Regions from separate parts of the Homo sapiens genome. Here region 1 is linked to region 2. The links are chromatin loops, found by intact Hi-C in ENCODE. Cell type or tissue: ascending aorta. All regions are shown on one strand.

The links. Hi-C counts contacts between places; a loop is a spot of excess contacts. Peaks named below come from ENCODE experiments on the same cell type or tissue, not always from the same donor. Only the 100,000 strongest peaks of a DNase experiment are listed, where the experiment ranks them.
Region 1: it touches region 2 in a loop (4-fold over the local background); 3 of 110 quality-filtered maps call a loop at or near these places.

What each region holds. Positions count from the first base shown.
Region 1 is chr11:9,988,630-9,992,629 of GRCh38, forward strand. SBF2 (SET binding factor 2) reads right to left here. Exons shown (of 40, transcript NM_030962.4): 12 at 3,786-3,914; 13 at 868-966. Among named protein-coding and RNA genes, the nearest start is that of LINC02709, 230 kb to the left of the region's middle. In ascending aorta, a CTCF peak has its summit at 2,248; no DNase peak of the experiment used is centred here.
Region 2 is chr11:10,364,447-10,368,446 of GRCh38, forward strand. The region is part of intron 2 of CAND1.11 (a long non-coding RNA gene); the gene reads left to right. Among named protein-coding and RNA genes, the nearest start is that of CAND1.11, 58 kb to the left of the region's middle. RefSeq lists an enhancer at 2,116-2,615. In ascending aorta, a CTCF peak has its summit at 2,396; a DNase peak (open chromatin) is centred at 2,285; H3K27ac peaks cover 841 bases.

The sequences.
Region 1 (4,000 bases), 380 kb before region 2:
TAGCCAATAAACATATGAAAAAATGCTCAACATCACTAATGATCAGGGAAATGCAGATCAAAGCCACAGCGCGATACCATCTTACTTCTGCAAGAATGGCCATAATCAAAAGATAAAAAAACAGTAGATGTTGGAGTGGATGTGGTAACAGGGAACACTTCTACACTGCTGTTGGGAATGTAAACTAGTACAGCTACTATGGAAAATGATGTGGAGATTCCTTAAAGAACTAAAAGTAGAATTACCATTTGATCCAGCAATCACACTACGGGGTTTCACCCAGAGGAAAAGAAGTCATTCTTCGAAAAAGATACTTGCACATGCATGTTTACAGCAGCACAATTCACAATTGCAAAATCACGGAAGTAACCCAAATGCCCATCAATGAGTGGATAAAGAAACTGTGCCAAATATATATATATATATACATATGCATACATACACATACACACACACACGTACACGATGGAATACTGTGCAGCCATGAAAAGGAATGAATTAACAGCATTTGCAGTAACCTGGATGAGATAGGAGACTATTATTCTAAGTGATGTAACTCAGGGATGGAAAACCAAACATTGTATGTTCTCACTGATACGTGGGAGCTAAGCTATGAGGACGCAAAGACATAAGAATGATACAATAAATTTTGGGGACTTGGGGTGAAGAGTGGGAGGGAGGCGAGGGATAAAAGACTACAAATATGGTGCAGTATATACTGCTTGGGTGATGAGTGCACCAAAATCTCACAAATCAACACTAAAGAGCTCACTCACGTAACCACGTAACACCCGTACCCCAATAACTTACGGAAAAATAAATAAATAAATAAAATTAATGACTGTCTAAATAAATATACTTACTTACATTTTTGAATAGTTGCTCAGCAAGTTCCCTGACATGCTTTATCATCTTCACTGGGTTATTTTCTTCAACTTTAATTCTCTCTACTTCAAAGGCTACCAACTAGGAAAAAGAATCAAATGGCAAAACATCAATTCCAAAATATGCCAAATTCAAAAACTGTGATAATTTCATACAATTTGCAAGCCAAAAAAATCCAACATATACATTATTTTTAAAACAAAATATTTCAGGTTTTGGGGTTTCACCTCCATTCTGGGGTTACAGGGTCAATCAAACCCTTGAATTGTCTAGTGGTTCCTCCCTGAGGATTTAGGGCCCTATTTCTTCTAGGGAAAAGTCATTTCTGGAACTCAGAGAGACCCTGTCATTCCACAGGCCTCAGTCAGAGAAATTCAGACAGTCAGAAAGTGTCTAAACATTTCCTTAACTCACAAAACATGAACCAAATGTTCAAGTCAGGATGCTCAGACTCTAGTCCTAGCTCTGCTGACAGTGTGTGATCTGGGACAAGGCACTTAAACTCCTAAGCTTCAGTTTTCTCATCTCTAAAATAAGATGGAAGAACAAGATGACCCTTAGACTCCTTCTAGTTCTCAAACTATCTCTTTATTAACTAATTTACTGGGAGAACTGTGTGAGTCTGTATACTTAGGGGTAAAGAAAAGAAGGCTGACAGAAAAAAAAAATTGTGGGGGGGTAAATAGATGGATGACAAAAATAAAAAGGTACAATACAGGATTCTTCTAGGAACTAATAGACTCACTGCATAGGCATATAAAACTATGGCTTACCTATTCTAGGCTAGGATAAAGAAAGACTGTCAAGGGCAAACATTCTTTTCATTCTAAGACATCTATCTGATGGAAGTGTGAGGACAAGGCCATGCACAATGCAAGCTGCCTCTCAAAGCCCCCATAACACCCCATTGTGGTAGGCTGCCTCAGGCTAAGTGAAAACAAGGATCACTTTCCCAGGAGCAAATGCTATTTTTCTACCAAAGCATTCCCATGCAAACGGCCAAAGAGGGTAGAATGAGAAATTATTTAGTTCTGATGGCTCATTTTTCTTAGGCTCTTGACTGATACATACATATGATTAGCTGGCAGTCAAGTAACATAAGTAAGACACCCAAAGTCACCACTGTAGGCCAAACAGAGAACTGGATGAACACTAAGGGGTGACTCAGTAGGAACCTTGGACAGAGTCCTTGCCTTATCATTGTTTCCAATCTAGACTATATTTGTACAAACAATAAATAAATAAAAAATAAGTTACCATATAAAGTTAGAGACAAAATGAAGCCTAACGCAGTCGAGTGGCTCTCAGAGTCAACGACTTTGGGAGAGTTTGGAAGAGATGGTGAGATAAGAGCAGAGTATGAAGAACAGAGGAGGGCACTCCAAGCAAGGGAAAGACCTACAAAAATAGAGGCTGTGGCAAGCAAGTTTTCTGCAAGTAACTAATCTCACTTTTTAGTTGTGATGAAGCTGTCAGAGGAAGATAAATTTGAATAGAAAAGAAAGAGTATATAAACCAATGTTACTATTCATAAAGCTTCAAAGACTAACAAAATGTAGGTGCTAGAAAAGACCTTGGAGAGCATCTATTTTAATCCCATAAAATATTATGTTATGAATTACTTAGTACAGAATCTAAAGGCTGATATGTTAGTAGAATCAATAACCAATCATATTAGATGGTAATATTAGAGAATCAATGACCAATAATTGATTAGAAAAACTTGTCCACCTCAGGATGTTTCCTAAATCTTCATATGCTTTGTGTTTTTAATTAAAGCATCTGATGCAGTAAACATATTCTACACAGAACTAAAATATGTGCCTCTTCTTTAAAAATTCTTACCTGTGAATACTTCACTATCTTTACAAAAAATAAAAGATCCTTCTCCTCTGAACCAAAGATATTTAAGACCTTGATTCCTACCTTCTCTATATAAAAGAAAATCACCAGAAGCAAAACATGATCACTGCCACGATTCTCCAATATCTTGGGTTCTAGGAGTGTTGTTCTTTTATAGATTTCAAGAAACTTTTTACATTTTTGGTTCTAATATAGTACTCTTTCAAAAATTGAAATGAGAATAATATTCTTGTTCTATCCACCAGAGTGGGCTGCTGTGAATATAGAGTTAAATGATAAAAGGAAAGATGCTTTTAAAAAAGAGCACAATAAATGCAAAACAGCATCCTTATTTTGAGTCACATCTGCCCTATTTCTCCCTTTATATGGCTAATTCCTTGAAGATAGAGACAAAAATTTGTCTTCCATATATTTAATGTCTCCTAAGACAGGTAGAGAAATGTTGATAATTGATTAGTGAGAATGCCACAAACTTAAACTATGGCTCTATGATTTTGATAGACTAAATGTAACTCCAGTTTGAAGTAATTTCAGCTATCTTAGCTTCAAATTAGACCTTTCTCCCTAAAACACTGACAAAAGAATTACTGTATTAGGGCCTTTAAAAATAAGACTTCTATTTATACAATCACTATTAAATTTTCAAAAATATTTTAAACAACCATTTTTTAAAATGTAATATTTTAAAATATGAGTAGCTTTTGGAGTATGAGTGGTTTTCGGTTACATGGATGAATTACATAGTGGCGAATTCTGAGATTTTAGTGCACTCATCACCTGAGTAGTATACATTGTTCAATTATTTAAAATTCAGTTGTTCAAAAATTATATGTATTTCCAAGGCATCTTATAATTTTTTGTAATTTTTATAATCCACATTAAAATATCGAGATTTGATAAGCATAATAAATAACATTGGGATTATTTAATACCTAATTTATATTTGACTATATAAATATGGAAAATGTTACTTTTTACTTTTAACTACTAGTCTAATTATGTCTATAAATAATGCCTTCATTTAATAAGAGCTATACCTCATCAAAGAGATCACAAGATCTATAAGGAGGACCTCTTTCTGAAACAAAACCTGCAAATGCCATTCCACTGAGTACTTTAGTGAGGAAATCATTCTCGACCAAACCACGCTGCCCCAAGAATGCTGTCTGTGAAAAAAGAAAATGTGAAATAATAATTTATCACTTGGTAACGGACAAATGGTCAAAACAGAAATACAATAAAAAGATCAAAG
Region 2 (4,000 bases):
TTTTATACATAAACTAGTAAATATGATTTTTCCTGTTTTTAAAATGTATATATACAAATGGTAGCAAACTATGCATGGTCTTATGTATGTTGCTTTTTCACTTAACTTTATATCTTAGAGCTCATTCCATTTTAATATATAAAAAGCTTCCTCGTTCTTTTTTACAACTGCATAGTATACCAATGAATGAATACCGCAATTTATTGAACAGTTTTCTGTTGATGTTTATTTAGGTCATTTCCATTTTCTTACGTCATAACAATAAATAAAAAATAATTTTGTACATATATTTTTAACATAGATACAGGAATATCTGTCAGATTAATTCCTAAACAGGAACTGCTAGTCTAAAAGGCAAGTGCATTTATAATTTTTAAATATTGCCAAATTGCTCTCCATAGAGGCTGTACCAATATATAATACTGTGAAACAATAAGAAATACATATATGTATATACTGGTCTCTGACCCTGGTTCCTGACATGGAGCTCCTAAAACCCTTGTAATTTCTGAAGTGAAAGGGTACTAGGAGCATCTTTGTTCTAATAAAATGACTCTCGGTGGGCTCTTAGATGGGGGCTGTTCTCGAGGAAGACCAAGCCATGATTAGAAGCTTGGAACTTCTGGAGATTGAGTTAATAATGAATCATGCCTACATGATGAAGCCTCCATAAAAGTCCCTGAAGTACAGGGTTTGGAGAACTTCTGGGTGGGTGAACACATCCGCGTGATGGGAGGGTGGTGCACCCCAACTCCACAGGGACAGAAGTTCCTATGCCTGTTCTGCTTTCGGACCTTGCCCTATGTACCTCTTCCTCTGGCTGTCCATCTGTATCCTTATCATATCCTTTATTATATAATAAACTGGTAAACGTAAGTGTTTCCATGAGTTCTATGAGTCATCGTAGCAAATTATCAAACTTGGGGAGGGGGTTGTGACAGCCCTCAATTTGGTAACCTGGGGATCTACTCCTTGTACTTGGTGTCTGAAGTTGGGGGCAGTCCTGTGGCACTGAGCCCTTAACCTGTGGGGTCTGCCGTAACTCAGGAAAGTTAGTGTCAGAATTGAGTTAAATTATAGGATACCCAGTTGGTGCCTACAGAGAATTGGAGAATTGGTTGGTATGGGAAAAGCTCATACACATTTAGTGGCCAGAAACATTATGAGAGTATAGAGAAGAAACGTTTTTTTCCCCCTATGCAAAATACCATCAGCAACGTTTGAGGGTGCCTGTTTACCCAAACTCTTATCAACATTGTTTTCAAACTTTTTGACCATAACATTCTAGGTGGTAAACAGCTTATATTGCCTATTGTTTTATTCACATTACTTTTATTATTGATTTTTAAGTTCTTGTTTACTATTATTTTATTTCTGGAAGTTGTCTTGGAATTTTAAAATATAGCTTTTATAACTAAGGTATAGCACTGATAAGAAATGATAATTTTGTCTTCTTGCCACATCTAGTTTTTGTTTTATTCCTTCATTTATTGCATTGACCTTAACTTCTAGAACAATATTAAGTAATAATAATAACATTGATCTTTTTGTTTGGTTACTGATTTTAATGAAACAATCTGTAGTATTTCAATTTTAAGTAAGATATTGCCACCATTCATTATGTTAAGGGATTTTTCTGCTCTCCCTAAAAATTTGAAAGTTAAAAAAAACCCACCAGAAATGGATGTGGAACTTTATCAAGTGCTTTTCAGAATATAGGTTTGGGTGATTTATTTTCTTAAGGATGAACTGTATAATTTTAATACATTTCCTAATGTCAAACCATCCTTACGTTGTTAAACCCTCCTTGACTATCATGGATGATTTTTTGATGTGCTTTAATTAAATTTGCTAATTTTTTTCCAGATGTTTTTCTGTCCCCATTCAAAAGTGAGACTGGTCTTTGTGTGTGTGTGTGTGTGTGTGTGTGTGTGTGTGTGTGTGTGTGTGTGTGTGTGTGTATGTGCTGTTCTTGACAGGTTTTGTTATCAGGGTTATGATAACCTCATAAAATGAACTGGGCAGCTTTTCTTCTTTGCTTTTTTGCCCAAATTCTTCTCTGCTCTCCTGGCCTGGGGAGAACAAGGCTGGCCTGTGTTCAGACCTGCTCCAGGACCTCTGGTGACCTCCAGCATGTTCCCAGCTCTCTTCTTGACTCTTAGTGGTGTTGTCTCTGGCATCTCTCTGCTTCTCCTCCGGTCTGGCTTCCCAATGTGATCCCCTAACATCTATGGCTCAACCTGAACTGGCCTCTGTGTGAACTCAAGGGAGGGGATTTCCTTGGCAGATGGAGGTTCTCCATGTGCCCCCCATCCCCCCACTTCCTCCAAGAGCTCTCCCAGCTGTGATCTTTAGCTCCTCCTTGCGCTTCTGCCTCTAGCTCTCTGCTGCCCTCTAGCCACAACATCTGTCCTTGTCGTGGCTTTCCGCAGGCAGAGGCATTGAGAATGGAACTCTGTTCAACAGATCCAGTTGAACTCTGTTCAACAGATGTCTCGAAGCCCTTGGAAGTTCTCCAAAGTGACTGGTTTGAAGGGGGTGCTGCAATGAGGCAATGGGTTGTTTTGGCTGCCTCTGAAGAAAAGGGGTGCCAGAATAGACCCAAAGCCTGGACTCTGCCCTCAGTGGGGAACATGAATTACATTGCTGCCAAAGGACAACTCTGAGAAGGCCTGGTGCCGCTGGGCAGGGCAGCTCTGCAAAGTCCGGAGTAGGGAAGGGATCATATTCAGTATGGACCTTTGCTCAGCATGCTTCTTTCCTGTCCTTCCCTGCTAACTGAGACAACATGTATGTCCAGCCTTTCTGTTCAGCTGTCAACTGTGAATGACACCCGATAGTGACTCTTGAGCTATGCTTGGAATTGTCTGGCTTTAGGCTGACACCTTCCTTGCCATCCCCCTGATGCCATCTAAGGCCACGGCCATGGAGAGGGACTTTTGTAAGTATGCTGTTCATCACCATTTAATATCATCTAGTGGTTCTAGAATCAGGCAGATTTGGGTTTGAATTCTGTGCATGCCACTTACTAGCTCTGTGATTTTAGGCAAGTAACTCAGCATCTCTGAGCCAAGTTTTCTCGTCTTTAAAACAGAAAAATAATAGATATACTTGTTAAGCTGGTGTGAGATAACAATGCATATAAAGCACTTGGCCTAATGCTCAACCTAGTAAATATTCTATAGATGTTAGTTGATATGGTTTTGCTGTGTCCCCACCCAAATCTCATCTTGAATTGTAGTTTCCATAATCCCCACGTGTCGTGGGAGGAACCTGGTGGGAGGTACTTGAATCATGGGGGCAGGTTTTTTCTGTGCTATTCTCGTGATAGTGAATAAGTCTCATGAGATCTGATGGTTTTATGAAGAGCAGTTCCCCTGCACACGCTCTCTTGCCTGCCGCCATGTAAGATGTGACTTTGTTCCTCCTTCACCTTCTGCCGTGATTGTGAGGGGCCTTCCCTGCCATGTGGAACTGTGAGTCCATTAAATCTCTTTTTCTTTTAAATTACCCAGTCTCAGGTACTTCTTCATAGCAGTATGAAAATGGACTAATTGGTTAAGATTATTCTTTATCCTGATTGTTCTGTATCTCTCTTGAGAATCAGTGTAACCTCTTCACTGATATTCAAGGCTCTCTTGAGGTTGGGGTCAGTTTATGAGCTGTCTTTCCAGTCTTATCTCCACTACTCTGTTACACATACTATATTAGTCAGCTAAATTTTCATCTCTTTGCCTTTGTATATGCTGTTCTCTCTGCACTCAGAGTAACCTCCTCAGCATCCTTGACTGAGAATCTTCCCAACTGTCGAGGCCCAAGTTAAAATATGACCTACCCCATGAAGAGTTCCTGGCTGCCCCTTGAGAGGTTTTTCTCTGCCTCCTGTAGCAGCACAGCCATTGTAACTATTTTCAGTCAAGAACTGGATGAGATTGTCCCCTGAGAATGAATTTAATGTCAAAGTTTGTCCTAAGTTTTTGTGGACATCCCCCCAACCTCA